Regions from separate parts of the Homo sapiens genome. Here region 1 is linked to region 2. A link is a loop called in an ENCODE intact Hi-C map of the cell type or tissue named here. Cell type or tissue: mammary epithelial cell. All regions are shown on one strand. Links, peaks and the distances in the headings refer to the core of each region. The heading gives the core; the rest is flanking DNA. Region 1 has its middle 16 kb from the start of HEMGN. Region 2 overlaps PTCSC2 (papillary thyroid carcinoma susceptibility candidate 2).

Region 1 (7,839 bases), core at 3,193-5,692, 240 kb after region 2:
TGAGATGGGTTCAAACATCCTCCTTTAGCTCGGAGAAGTTTGTTATTACCGACCTTCTGAAGCCTACTTCTGTTAACTCATCAAAGTCATTCTCTGTCCAGCTTTGTTCTGTTGCTGGCGAGGAGCTGCGATCCTTTGGAGGAGAAGAGATGCTCTGGTTTTTAGAATTTTCAGCTTTTCTGCTCTGGTTTCTTCCCATCTTTGTGGTTTTATCTACCTTTGGTCTTTGATGTTGGTGACCTACAGATGGGGTTTTGGTGTGGATGTCCTTTATGTTGATGTTGATGCTATTCCTTTATGTTTGTTAGTTTTCCTTCTAACAGTCAGGTCCCTCAGCTGCAGGTCTGTTGGAGTTTGCTGGAGGTCCACTCCAGACCATTTGCCTGGGTATCACCAGCAGGGAGGCTGAAGAACAGCAAATATTGCAGAACAGCAAATATTGCTGCCTGATCCTTCCTCTGGAAGCTTTGTCCCAGAGGGGCACCCGCCTGTATGAGGTGTCAGTCGGCCCCTACTGGGAGGTTTTTCCCAGTTAGGCTACACAGGGGTCAAGAACCCACTTGAGGGGGCAGTCTGTCCATTCTCAGAGCTCAAACACCATGCTGGGAGAACCACTGCTCTCTTCAGAGCTGTCAGACAGGGACATTTAGTCTACAGAGGTTTCTGCTGCCTTTTGTTCAGCTATGCCCTGCCCCCAGAGGTGGAGTCTATAGAGGCAGCAAGCCTTGCAGCAGTGAACTGGTGGGCTCCGCCCAGTTCAAGCTTCCTGGATGCTTTATTTACCTACTCAAGCCTCAGCAATGGCGGATGCCCCTCCCCATGCCGGGCTGCTGCCTCGCAGGTTGATCTCAGACTGCTGCACTAGCAGTGAGCAAGGCCCCATGGGTGTGGGACCTGCCGAGCCAGGCACAGGATATAATCTCCTGATGTGCTGTTTGCTAAGACTGTTGGAAAAGTGCAGTATTTGAGCAGGAGTGTACTGTTTTTCAGGTACAGTCTGTCACGGCTTCCCTTGGCTAGGAAAGGGAAATCCCCTAGTCCCTTGCACTTCCCAGGTGAGGCGACACCCATCCCTGCTTTGGCTTGCCCTCCGTGGGCTGCACCCACTGTCCAACCAGTCCCAGTGAGATGAACCAGGTACCTCAGTTGGAAATGCCGAAATCACCCATCTTCTGCATCAATCACACTGGGAGCTGCAGACCAGAGCTGTTCTTATTAGGCCATCTTGGAATGGACCTCTAATATTTTTTATTTTATTGCTTATGTGTACACATCTTTTCTATTATATTCACTCAGCAAACATTTATTAAGCATTTATTTCTTACTAACCCCTTTGCTAAGAATTGGAGACAGAGAGAGAAATCAAATGAGAGTCTTTTCCTTCAAGGAACTCACAGCCTAATTGAGGGTGGTAGACAGCAAGTAAACCTGGATTTAGAATATAATACAGTGTGATAATGTTCTTTCTTTATTTACTTATTTAAGAGACAAGGTCTTGCTCTATCACACAGGCTGAAGTGCAGTGGTGCAATCATAGCTCACTGCAGCCTCTAACTTCTGGGCTCAAACGATCCTCCCGCCCCAGCATCCTGAACAGCTAGGACTACAGGCACATGCCACCATGCCCAGCTAATTTTTAAAACATTTTTTTGTAGAGATAGCATCTCACTATGTTGCCCAGGCTGGTCTCAAACTCCTGGCCTCAAGCCATCCTCTTGCCTCAGTTTTCCAAAATGTTGGGATTACAGGTGTGAGCCACTGCACTCAGCCCAGTGTGATAATTTTAATATCAATATTTCTAAATGTTCTGAGCATAGAGATGGGGTGCTTAATGCTGCTACCATGGGATTGGAAAGACAAGGCTATTACATTGTTCATCCTATGGGTATAATTGTCTTTATTCATACTGCCTTGGAAAGACCCTGCCATCAGTCAATCAGTTGGGAAATGAAGAGGCATTATATGTATATAATAGTGTTACATTCACTTTTATTTATTTCACAGAAATAATAATAGCCAATATTTAAAGTACTTGCTTATCACATCTCAAGCACTGCTCTAAGCACTTTACGTATAGTAACTCATTAGTCTTTACAACAGTCTTTAAGGTAGGTGCTATTGATACCTCTATTTTATAGAAGAAGCAACTGAAGCACAGGCTTTAAATCTGTGCTCTAAGACACTCTCCTAGTAAGTAGCAAAGGTAGGTGGCTTGAATCTAGAGGCCATATGCTTAACCACCTTCCTCTCCTATCTCTCAATTCTACTTCCTTAGTATTTAATAAAATAAGGTAGCAATATATTTTCTTTTGTAATTCTTTCCCTCTCCTTTCTCCCCTTTCTCCCCCTCCTTCACACTCCCTCTGTTTCCATAATGATTTGTTGACTACCTATTCTATGCAGGGTGTTGGGGACGCAAAGGCAAATATAACAACAACAACAGCAAAAGACATACTTAGAAAATTAAGGGAACACTGAGGAGAGAGATGTCTAAACAGGATGGAGAGAGGAGGTCAAAGAAGCCCTCCTGGAAGAGATGATCTTGAGCTTAGTTTTGAAGGGTGAATAGGAATCAACTACTAGGATACAGCAAGGCTTAGGGGAAAAAACACAGGCTCTGGAATCAGATCCAAGTTCATTCAAATCAAGTTGTGTGTGACCTTGGGCAAGTTACTTAAAATCTTCCAGGCTCAACTCTCTGCGTATGTAGAATAGGCATTATAATACCTACCTTTTGGCCAGGTGCAGTGGCTCACGCCTGTAATCCCAGCACTTTGAGAGGCCGAGGTGGGCCGATCACCTGAGGTCAAGAGTTCAAGACCAGCCTGACCAACATAGTGAAACCCTGTCTCTACCAAAAATACAAAAATTAGCTGAGCATGGTGGTGCATGCCTGTAGTACCAGCTACTTGGGAGGTTGAGGTGGGAGAATCAGTTGAACTCAGGAGGTGGAGATTGCAGTGAGCCAAGATCGTGCCACTGCACTCCAGCCTGGGTGACAGAGCGAGACCTTGTCTCAAAATAATAATAATAATATCTACCTTTTAAGGCTGTTGTGAGAATAAGAATGATGACTTACGGAAAGCATCCTGCACAGTGCCTGCCACAAAGCAGACCGTATGTGCTGGCTGTTATCATGATTGTTTATAATCTCATTAATAAAAAGTGAAATAGAACCACCAAATAATAAAGCTAAGCAGAGCATTAAGAGTTATTATGTAGATAAGGAAATGGAGACCCAGAGAGAAGCCAGTGTCACACAGGCTGAGTGGCAGTTGGAACTGGAATCCAGATCTTCTGACAGTCTACTTTTTTCTTCGCCTATCTGACATTCCAAACTCCTTTGTTTACAAGTCAATCCACCTCATCCCCCAGGATAACAAAGAAGTTCTCAAACTTTCCAATTGTTTGTACTCTACCTTTGTGATTTTTACCATGTTCTTGTATTGACGTGCTTTTATGCTATTATTTACTTAGTTTTTTTTTTTTTTTCAAATAAACTCATTTTTACTAAAAGTACTTTAAATTAAACTTTAGCTGGGGCAACAGAGAAACCTCATCTCTACCAAAAAAAATTTTTTTTTAAATTAGCCAAGCATGATGGTGTGTACCTGTGTTCCCAGCTACTTGGGAGGCTAAGGTGGGAAGATTGCTTGAGCCCAGGAGTTCAAGGCTGCAGTGAGCCATGATCACACTACTGTACTCCAGCCTAGGTAGCAGAATAAGACCCTCTCTCAAAAATAAATAAATAAATAAATAAGCAAATACAGTGAAAATTTCATATCATTATCGTAAATGGAAAACCAAAAATATCACCTGTGAAATCATAGGTTTGTGGTATAATATAGTTCTTCAAAGACATCTTAAAATAAATACTGAAATATTAAAATAAAAGGCGTTTCATCAAAAATTATCTGCGCTGCCCTGAGTGGCATGCATACTACTTCTTAGGAAATGCTGGCCTATAGAGTGAATTATTTTCCTTTCACAGAAATTCTAGATCATGTACAAATCTATCCTAAAACAAAACTGCCCTTTTCAGTGGCTGGTTTATATTCAGAAGGCACAGAACATAAGACCCAACTCACTCCCTGGCCTGCCACCGACCCACTGTTATTCGTATCAGCTATCACTGGTCCTTAGTTGAATACTAGTCTCACCTCTTTTAGCTAACTTCTCTACTCCTTGGAGTTTTAGATCCCTGGCATAAAACATGTACTAGAACCTAATATGATAAAGTGCATTTGTTTGGAAACTTCAGCACCCTGTTTCTAGCAGATTCTATCACATGGACTTGGGGTTTAGAGTTGGGATAACCTAGATCAGTTCCTGCCCAAAAGGGACCACTGCTTCCAAATGCAACCTTCCAAATGGTTCCATTCCAGGTGGCTGCCAGTGGGCCTGTGAACCAATTGAGGTACAGGTGCTTCTGGCTAGAACTGCTGCCACTAGGTGGACATAAATGGCAATTGCACCATTCTGACCTGTCAACTAGGTCATGAGCCCTGGCTCCAGCACTTTCCCTTAGAGGCAGTTGGCCTTTCTCTGTTAATTCTCTGACACCCTCTGTTCCCCCTTCCTCCAAGTCCTCCTCTGGGTAAGTTAGCACTGGGGATGTTTGCATACCTAGCACTTAGCTAACTGATATTCTGTCACAACCTGCTCAACAAATGTTAGGCTTTTTTGTATTTTGTTAGAATTTAGTGACACTTAGGTTATATTTTTAGCCAGGTTGGAGAGGGAAAAGGAGGAGTTACTTTAGCATGCAGGAAATGTATTGCCAGGTCTTTCTTGCCTGGCATTCTCCTAAGCATCTGTGAATACCTTTAACACACAGCGTTCAGGATCTGATCTGATCTGATTTTATCAGCTTGTATCCTGGGCAAAGCCAACAAGAGGATGAAGAACATTTTGTGCTTCTTCATGTTCTGTATCATTACCCTTTATTGTTAGTGCTCTCATCTCTTTCTAAAGAGGCCAGCCTTGCTCAACCATGGTAGACACCTGTGTGGGAGTCACATAGCAAAGTCTGATGCACCACTGGAAGTAAAGAAGGTCTGGTCTAGAACTTTGTAATGAGGGTCCCCCCACCATCAGCAAGAAGTACATCTTATTCATATGTTTAAATATCAGAATGTTCTTGTGATCAAGAGAAAAATTAAAACAAACTCAGACAGAATCTCCATCCTCAAAGACTGCTAGGAACATCAAGAATTACCCACAGTTCTTGTTTTTTGTATTTTTTTTTTGTTTTATTTTGTTTTGTTTTAAACAGAGTCTCGTTCTGCCACCCAGGATGAAGTGCAGTGGCGAGATCTCTTGGCTCACTGCAACCTCCACCTCCTGGGCACAAGCAATTCTCTCGCCTCAGCCTCCTGAGTAGCTGGGATTACAGGCGCAAGCCATCACACCTAGCTAATTTTTGTATTTTTAGTGGAGACGGTTTTGCCATGTTGGCCAGGCTGGTCTCGAACTCCTGACCTCAGGTGATCCGCCCGCCTTGGCCTCCCAAAGTGCTGGGATTACAGGTGTGAGCCACCACGCCTGGCTTAAGAATTAAGCCAGGTTCACGCCTATAATCCCAGCACTTTGGGAGGCCAAGGCGGGCGGATCACAAGGTCAGGAGTTCAAGACCAGCCTGACCAATATGGTGAAACCCCGTCTCTACTAAAAATCCAAAAAAAAAAAAAAAAAAAAATTAGCCAGGCATGGTGGCGGGTCCCTGTTATCCTAGCTACTCAGGAGGCTGAGGCAGGAGAACCGCTTGAACCTGGGAGGCAGAGGTTGCAGTGAGCCAAGATCGTGCCACTGCACACCAGCCTGGGTGACAGAGCAAGACTCCGTCTCAAAAAAAAAAAAAAAAAAAAATTACCCATAGTTCTATCTGAAGGGCCTGGGACTTCCTGATGAAAACAAAAATAGGATATCACTTTTATAGCAGCCTATTAGACAACAAAAATAGAATATCATTAAAATTGGAGACTGCATTTCACGTCTGTGTCAGAAACACTAACTAATAGGAGCAATTGTCACCCTGAAAAGTATGTGGTGCAGTGGTTAGAACCTGGACTGCAAACAGAAGAAAGTGGGGTATCTATTTCCATCAAGCTGCTATTAACTCTGATTTTGCCCAGTTCAAGTAGATGTACAATACTTTGTTCTTATGCAGGGAGGCTGGGGAGAATCCTGTCAGGCAGAGCTTAAACAACCTCTCCATCCAACCAAGGCAGATTGTCCTTCCTAGAAAATCATCCACCTACACTGACCTATCAAAAACTCCCTTAGCACACCCACTACCAAATATGGCACCCAAATGAATTTAGTCATCTCTCAGAAGAAATGAATCAAGTGAACCTTCACTAATCCAGTCAATTTAATTCCCCCTTAATGGGAATTAAATTAAGAACTGAATAATGCATGATGACATTTCTGCTTTCTAGTCTTATATAGAAATTATTCCTCTAGCTTTAAATCATGGTTATCTCTGATAGAGGAAATGAACAATTGATCAAGTAATAGGAGTGCCATGTTGTAGGAAGTGAAGGAGTAGAAAAACTAGAGTGAGAAGTAGGTGATAGAATAAGTAAATAATGAGCTTGAGACTCTTTGATAAGCCAGACAGGGATGCTGGGCTGGGCAGGAGAGCTATTTGTTTTGGAAATTACTTAGCTGATCATTTCAGGAGTTACATGAACCTGGGACACAGTAAACACTAAATTTCATAGAATGTCCTGCCTGGAAGAAATCTGTAATTTCATTTAGCCAAACTTCCCAAGAGATGCCTGAAAGCCTTCTATAGACTCAATTTGCTAGAAAATGTTTCTGATTTTAAGCATTCTATTAACACGAAACCCCAGCAAATATTTAAAAAATAACTCCCATGTGTTGCAGTTCTGATTATTACTTCATAGCCGTAAGAATGGGACTTCACCTTTATGATCCTTTGCTTACAATGTATGTGACCTTGGGCCAGTCATTTCACCTCTCTGGACATTAGTTTCTTTATGTATAAATAACAACTCCAGCCCTGCCTTGCCTGCCTGCCACTCAGGGTAAATAATGGGCTAAAGAAGGTAATATTCAACCTGAGCAATATCATGAGATCCTGTCTCTACAAAAAAAAAAAAAAAAGAAAAAAAAAGCCAGGGCTGGTGGTGCCGGCCTCTAATCTCAGCTACTCAGGAGGCTGAGGTGGGAGGATCCCTTGAGCCTGGGAGGTTGAGGCTGCAGTGAGCCGTGATCACACCATTGCACTCCAGCCTGGATGACAAAGTGAGACCCTGTCTCAAAAAAGAAAAAAGATCATATTAGTGGAAGTCTCTTGGTAACCATTAAGGTATGGTGGACATTTTAAAATACTGTATAAGGCCGGGTGTGGTGGCACATGCCTGTAATCTCAGCACTTTGGGAGGCTGAGGTGGGTGGATCACTTGAGTTCAGGAGTCAAGACCAGCCTGGGCAACATGGCAAAACCCCATCTCTCCAAAGAAAAATAAAATAAAAAATAAGCCGAGCATGGTGGCCCGTGCCTGTGACACCAGCTGCTCAGGGGGTTGAGGCCGGAGGATCGCTTGAGCCCTGGAGGCGGACGTTGCAGTAGCGGAGATCACGCCACTGCACTCCAGTTAGGAAGACGGAAGTGAAACCCTGTCTCAAAAAATAAATAAAATTAAAATTAAGGCCGGGCACGGTGGCTCACGCCTGTAATTCCAGCACCTTGGGAGGCCAAGGCGGGCGGATCACGAGGTCAGGAGAGCGAGACCATCCTGGCTAACACGGTGAAACCCCGTCTCTACTAAAAATACAAAAAATAAGCCGGGCGCGGTGGTGGGCGCCTGT
Region 2 (7,839 bases), core at 2,543-5,042:
TTGCATGATATTTTGGTTTTTTATTGACAAGCCACATTCCATTATATGGATGTACCATATTTTATTTATCCATTCCTCCACTGATGGACACTGGGTTGTTTTTACTTTTTGGTTATTATGAGTAATGCTGCTGTGAACATCCGTGTAAAAGTTTTTATGTGGATGCATATGATCATTTTAATCAGATATAGAATTTGGAGTGGAATTGCTGGGGAATATTTAACTCCATAACATTCTGAGGAACTGCCAGACTGTTTTCTAAAGTATCTGCACTATTTTACATTCCCACCAGCAGTATATGAGGGTTCCAATTTCTCCAGATTTTTGCCAACACCTATCTTTTTGTTTATAGCCATTCTGTTGGGTGAGAAGTGGTATCTCATGGTGGTTTCAATTTGCATTTCCCTAATGATGAATGATGTTGAGCATCTTTTGAGGTGTATATTGACCATCGGTATATCTTATTTAGAGAATTATGTGTTCAAATCCTTTGTCCATTTTAAAATTGATTCATTTGCCTTTTATTATTGAATTGTAAGTGTTCTTTATATATTCTATATATCACAGGCTTTTTAATTTTTTTCTTTATGCTTTCTCTATTTTCTAAATTTTCTACAATGACTATGAGGTACCTTGATGAGCAGAATGCATAACCAGTATGTACCAACATATATAAAAATGTAGAAACTGTCCTCATCAAATTTATGAATGACATAGAACTGGAAAAGATGACTAATGTGTCTTTTGACAAAATCAAGATCCATTCTTGGAGGAATGGAGCAATGAGTGAAATATAAATTCCTCACTTCAGTTAAAAAATTCTGTAAGGGTGTGATATGGTTTGGCTGTGTCCCCATCCAAATCTCATCTTGAACTGTAGTTCCCATAATCCCCAGGCATCATGGGAGGAACCAGTGGGAGGTAATTGAATCATGGGGACAGGTTTTACCTGGCTGTTCTTGTGCTAGTGCATACGTCTCATGAGATCCGATGGTTTTATAAAGGGCAGTTCCCCTACACATGCTCTCTTGCCTACCGCCATGTAAGAGGTGCCAATGCTCCTCTTTCACCTTCTGTCATGACTGTGAGGCCTCCCAGCCATGTGAAACTGTGAGTCCATTGAACCTCTTTAATTTTTATAAATTACCCAGGCTCAGGTATTTCTTTATAGCAATATGAGAATGGAGTAATACAGGGTATATGAGGAAAGGGTCTCTTTCTGCATGTGTGGGAAGCGGCCTTAGATGACCTCAGGACAATGTTCAACCTTCAGTGTCTATGATTTTCATGTTAGGTAGGGGTAGATCACTATTGAGAAGGGCTCATAAAATAATCTGATGGCCTTGGTGTCCTACAAGCTAAGTGGAAACCAACAGTGTGACATGGCTTCTGAAAAGAGATGGTGTGACCTGAGGTGACAAGAACAAAAGCAGGGCCTGAACTGAGGGAGGTGTTTGTCCCGCTGTTTGGGGCTGCTTAAACCACATCTGGAGCTTGTGTTCAGATCTAGACACCACCAGGGAATCAGAGAGCCATCTATGTGGCCAGGACGGGGAGGGAAGAGTTAAGAAACCCTATCACAGGAAGAAAGTGCAGATTCATGACCAGGCACTGCATCTCCAAAGGGCTCCTCTAGGGCAGAGGGCATAGATATGGTCTGCCAGGACTTTATGCTCTCACTTACCTGGACATTCACAGTGGTCTGCCTGGGCAGGATTTCTTCTCCCTTCAGACCATGAGACCCAGGACTGCTCCACGTCCCCCATCTCTCAGAAGCTAAAGACGGAAGCAGCAACAGGGTGAGAATCTGACCTGAGGTCCACACTGCAGAGATAAGAAGGTGCCAAAGACTCTACTGGCTAGCAAACTCAGGATGCTGTGGAGTCCAAGCTGGTAATAAAAGCAAGTCAGGTGTTTGCCTTTAAAATGTATAGAAATGTCTTTATTTACACAAACAAATACATTGTACTCAATTTTTCTTTTTCCTCCTGTTAAAATTTCTCTTTTCCTTTGAAAAAAACTTCAGGCCAGGCACGGTGACTCATGCCTGTAATTCCAGCATTTTGGGACGCTGAGGTGGTAGGATCCCTTGAGCCCAGGAGTTCAAGACCAGCCTGGGCAACACAGGGAGACCCTGCCTCTGGAAAAAAATAGTGTAAAAATTAGCCAGGTGTGGTGGTGTGTGCCTGTAGTCCCAGCTACTCTTATTTGTTTTTACAATAAGAAAAACAACAGCACATGTGTGAGGCGAAGTAACCTCTGCTGGTCATCCTCAGTGCTGGGGGACAACGCAGAGGGGAGGGGCAGCAGTGACCGGCTGCAGCAGGCCCAGTGAGGCCGTCTCCCACTTTGTTAAAGAGGAGTTAGAAATCTGGATTTTAATGTGAAATCTTCCAGTTTCTAAATGTTTACACCAATGTTTAAAAACACACACAGGCGGCCAGGTGCGGTGGCTCACGCCTGTAATCCCAGCACTTTGGGAGGCCAAGGCAGGCAGATCACGAGGTCAGGAGTTGGAGACCATCCTGGCCAGCATGGTGAAACCTCATCTCTACTAAAAATACAAAAATTAGCTGCTGTGGTGGCACGCACCTGTAATCCCAACTACTTGGGAGGCTGAGGCAGGAGAATCGCTTGAACCAGGGAAGCGGAGGTTGCAGTGAGCCGAGATTGCGCCACTGCACTCGAGCCTGGCAACAGAGTGAGCCTCCGTCTCAAAAAAACAAAACAAAACACACATAGGCTCTAAATCCCCTTTCAACAACTCCACTGAAGTCTTCTCAACTTGCTTACATATCCCTGGGATGTGGAGTTCACCCCCACGGTAGAAGCCTTCTCTATCTGTGGACTGCTCTGATCCATAGAAATGGATTCCTCAAATTAAATTGGGATCAATCTCTTTATAGTACAACTGCAAAACCACCCCTGACCTGCACAGCCTCTGCCATTAGTCCTCACGCCAGTGTCTAGACCACTCCATTCATTCATTCATTCACTCACACATTTACTCCTAGGGCTCGGTTGCACAGCATCATTGAATCAAGTGGATTAAATGTGTTTTCTGCATCTCTGAGTCCCTTGGAACCTCCTAACCACATACGCCTGGGTACAGAGAAAGGCCCAGAGACACCCTAGGTCCCCTCCTAGCGCCCCTTCTGGAGGAAGGCTACCACAGGGAAGAAGTTTCCTTGGGCACTTTGTATGTCACTTTCCTTCTGGGAAGCAGCCTGGCACGGTGAACAGCAAGCATGGGGTTTACTGGACTTGTGGCCCTGAGCAAGCCACTGATGTCCCAGCCTAGGCCTGCCCACATGTTCAGTAGAAGTGCTGACACAGAGGAGCGGAAGAAACAGGGCTGGGTTTGAATCCAGGCTCAATCAACTTGAGCGGATTATTTAATATGTATGAGCCTCAATTTCATCCTCTATAAAGTTGGGATAAAACTGCCTACTCTCCAGGCCTGTTCTTTGCATTCAAAATTAGAAATAAATTTGCACGTTGAATGTCCTGCTCAGCAGATGCCCAGGAAGAGGGGCAGTGATTGTCATTGTTACTGATAGCCAGTAGAGGGCACCAAACCATTCTTTAATGAAAGCGGCCTCGGTTGTCCTGGCCACAAATGCAAGAAAGCCTTTACACCCCAGGCTGCAGGAGGTTCCCTAAGTATGTAGGTTATTCATACACACGCTCCTTTTTTATTGGAAAGTTAGAAATTGCACTACATTGTACCTTGGGGGTGAAGGTGACATTAACAAAAGCAGTTTGGAGTAGTGGAAAGGATACTCCAAAGGGGAAGGCTTGCAGGATGTGGGTTCTTGCCCTTGCCCTAGCCCTTGTGCTGTGTGACCCAGACACAGCCTGTGTCTGGACCCCCTCTTGTAGCCTGAGAGGGTCGGACCAGGAGATCTCTAAGGGACACTCCAGCTGTCTATGATTAAGATTCTGGGACAAATAAATGTCATGAGGCAGCAGGTGGGGGGACTGGGTGGGGGGACATGGAGTAAATGACCTCTGGATGCCCTCACTGGGGCTGGGACTTGATGATTTGTACACAGTCAAGGGAAGCCACATACAGGCTAATCTTGGCCTCACAAAGGAGTGTGGTTAGAGTTGTTGGGTGGTGGCGATGTTTTCCTGCAAGCGCACACGATGTTTATCGTCTTCGTACAGGTTGATGCTGAAGCCACGAAGACCACCCAGCCTGACAAAGAAAGGAATTCTTGTCTGCGGTTGACAGCCCTCAGGTTGACGGCTTTCCATTTGCCCCCCGAGGCTGTCACTCGCAGAACAATGGCAACAAGCAGGGTGGCTCTCACCTGAGACTGGCGCTGCCGCCAGAGGAGGGGGCAGGCCAGAATGGAATGGGGAGGTGTTGTTTCTCCTCCCAGGATAGGAAGGTTATAGGATCACTCCTGCCTACAGCGGACATGCTTGGAGAGTCTGTGGAGGATTATTTTCGTGTGGATGGTGTCTCATCCCATAGATCAGAAAGCGGGAAGTAGTTAAGATGTTACTCTTCATTTAAAAAAATTATAATGAACTACGGATACACATAAAAACATAAATAAATCTCAAAAGCATTATATTGAGCAAAATAGGCCATATATAAAAAGAGTACGAACTGTACAATTTCTATTTCTTCAAAGGACGCAAAACTAAGCTACAGTGATAGAAACTGGGTCAATGGTTGCCTCCTTAGGCAAGGGGAGGGTTGACTACAAAGGCTGAGAAGGAACTTTCTAGGGGATGAAAACATTCTAGGTTTCGACTGAGCGATGACATGGATATATACACATTTGTAACTCATTGAACAATGCACTTAAAAATCAGTGTATTTTACCGTTTGCAAATTATACCTCAGTAACACTGATAAAAACTGCACTACAAAAAAAGTTATAATGACTTTTCTCATTCTCAAAAGAAATACATGTTCGTACTAGAAGACTGAAAAAATCAGATTTAAAAAAAAAAAAATTAGCCAGGCACGATGGCTCATGCCTGTGATCCCAGCACTTTGGGAGGCTGTGGGGGTAGAATTTCCTGAGTCTTGGAGTTTGAGACCAGCCTGGGCAACATGGCGAGACCCCCAACCCATCTCTACAAAAAATTTAAAAATCAGTCAGGTGCAGTGGTGTACACCTGTAGTCCCAGCTACTCATGAGGTTAAGGTGGGAAGATTGCTTGAGCCCAGGAGTTCCAGGCTGCAGTGAGCTGTGATCACACCACTGCACTCCAGCCTGGGTGACAGAGCTAGACCCTGTCTTAAAAATAAACAAATAAATAAAAATAAAATAAAATAATCCATAATTCCATTACCCAGAGGTAAACATAGTTATCATTTTATATTGATAGTGCCAGTCCTTTATTTTCAGAAAAATGAGATTATACAGTTTTATAGTCTGATTTATTTATGCATTGAATTGGCAATACATATACACAGTTAAATCTTCAGAAGGTACAAAACAGCATAAAGCAAACTTGTCCATCCCACAGCCATGGGCCACATATGGCCCAGGATAGCTTTGAATGCGGCCCAGCACATATTCGTAAACTTTCTTTAAACATTATGAAAATTTTTTGCAATTTTTTAAAGCTCATCAGCTATCATTAGTGTTAATGTATTTTATGTGTGGCCCAAGACGATTCTTATTCTTCCAGTGTGGCCCAGGGAAGCCAAAAGATTGGACACCCTTGACATGAAGTAAAAAATAAATCTCTCTCCCATTCTCACTCTCCAGAAGCAACCACTTCTATCAATTGCTCATATATCCTCCTAAAGATATGTCATGTACTGAAAAGCACATATGTATGATGATCTTGAAGGGAATAAGTGAAAGCACACTATACACAAACCTGTATTTTTTAATATAACATGACAACACAAATATCTTTCAATGTCATGAAAATGTTTCTATGTCATTTTTAAGCAGACTTTTGATTAAAGTAGAACATAAAAGCAGAAACATGCAAAAAATCATAGGGGTAAATCTCACAGAAACATGCAAACAATCATAGGTATAAATCTTCGCATATTGACTCTGCTTTTATATTCACCACCAAGATAAAATACGAGACCATTACCTGCATCCCCCAAAATCTTTTGGACCCTCTCCAAGTTACTGTCACCTCTTACCCCAAAAGCAACATAATTCTGACTTCTGATTTCTAAAAATGGTCTTGTCTGGCTTTTGAACTATATGGTAGATTATACAGTATTTATTTTTGTCTATATTTTTTCACTCAACAGTATATGAATGAGATTCATGTTGTTGCATATAGCTATAGTTCATTCACTCATTGACATATATAGTATTCTTTTGTATAAATATATCACAATTTACTTATCCATTCTACTGTTGATGGACATGGGGGTTGTTTCCAGGTTTCAGCTATTTCAGCTGCTATGAACATTCTTTAGATGTCTTTTGGTGAACATAGGTATACACTTTTGTTACCTACCTGCTCAGGAGTGCAATTTCTAGACCATAATGTTCAGCTTTAGTGGAAAATGCTGATAGTCTCCAAAGTGGTTGCAGCAGTGTATGAAAGTTCCAGTTGCTCTACATCTTTACCTAAAACATCAATTTTAATATCAACACAGCATTTCATTATATGGATACACCATACTTCATTTTATCAGATTCCTATAGATCAGGGATTCTTTGCCATAGACCTCTGGCACTCTGATAAAGCCTGAGGACTCTGTCTCAGAATGCGACATAGTAAAACGTGGGCATTATCATTAACACACTAAATCACACCATCCAGTAGCAGGTCTAATAACCAAGCAATTTCAAAATTTCAAAATGAGCATCAACATAAAAATATGTTTATTGGCCTTTGTGCTGCTTCTCCCACACAAAATCATTTTCTTTGTTTCTACATTTATTGGCAAAAGTCAATGCATATTCTTGACTTTTGCCAACTTTTAATGGCCCATATATATTTAAATTTGTATGTAAGCACTCTTCCTGTGTTATGGATATGAACCATCTCTGTGAAATGTTACAATTGTTTTCATTTGTCATTAGCTTTGCCATTTTGTGGTCTTTAGAAAGAATTGATGCCCTGTGTTCAGTGCGATGACAAAGATTGGCTAAATAAGTGATAAAGGGAATAGTGAAGGTTGTTTTATCCTTACAGCAGTCCTGGAGGTTAGACAGGTCCTAGGGCTCATTATCCCCATTTTACAGAGGAAAAGCAGAGCCCCAAGAGGGTAAATGCTGAAATCATAAGGCTAGGACGTGTTAGAGTTGCATCTCAACAGTCCTTAACTCCTGACTCAAAGCCTTGAAAAACCCCTGCTCACCAGGGAAAGGAAGTCAAAGGTCCAGGGTGTGTACACAGACAGCCCTTGAAAGGAATGTGGGGTTTTGTGGTTTGGGTTTTTCCTCCCCTTTCTAAGCACGCTTCGCATGCCAGCAAAGGGTGTGCATTTGTGTATTGGGGGGCAGGAGGGAGGTGCAGGGTTGCATGTCATTCCTCAGCCTTTTCATAAAGGAGGTCAAAGCATGGAGCTTGTGATGAAGCTCAAAAGTCCCTTCAGGCTTCTGGTGGTGTGCACCTGTAGAACTCCTGCCAGGAATGACTTGAATGAGACTCACCCCAACAATGAGAACTAGGCTTTGGGTCCATGTAATATGACTCATTAAATGGTTTATTGTGACCCATACATGAGCTTCAAATTTATAAAATACCCCCTTTGTTATTTATTTATTTATTTTGAGATGGAGTTCCACTCTTTTTGCCCAGGCTGGAGTGCAATGGCACGATCTCAGCTCACTGCAACCTCTGTCTCCAGGGTTCAGATGATTCTCCTGCCTCAGCTTCCCAAGTAGC

Evidence for each region. A loop is a pair of places that touch in the nucleus more often than their neighbours do. Peaks named below come from ENCODE experiments on the same cell type or tissue, not always from the same donor. Only the 100,000 strongest peaks of a DNase experiment are listed, where the experiment ranks them.
Region 1: it touches region 2 in a loop (9-fold over the local background); 14 of 110 quality-filtered maps call a loop at or near these places.

Annotation. Positions count from the first base shown.
Region 1 is chr9:97,950,284-97,958,122 of GRCh38, forward strand. No RefSeq gene overlaps it. Among named protein-coding and RNA genes, the nearest start is that of HEMGN, 16 kb to the left of the region's middle. In mammary epithelial cell, for the core only: a CTCF peak has its summit at 4,449 (motif pointing right); no DNase peak of the experiment used is centred there.
Region 2 is chr9:97,707,236-97,715,074 of GRCh38, forward strand. It overlaps PTCSC2 (papillary thyroid carcinoma susceptibility candidate 2), which reads right to left. Exons shown (of 11, transcript NR_147055.1): 9 at 6,460-6,572; 10 at 1,685-1,776. Among named protein-coding and RNA genes, the nearest start is that of XPA, 14 kb to the left of the region's middle. In mammary epithelial cell, for the core only: a CTCF peak has its summit at 3,563 (motif pointing right); a DNase peak (open chromatin) is centred at 3,596.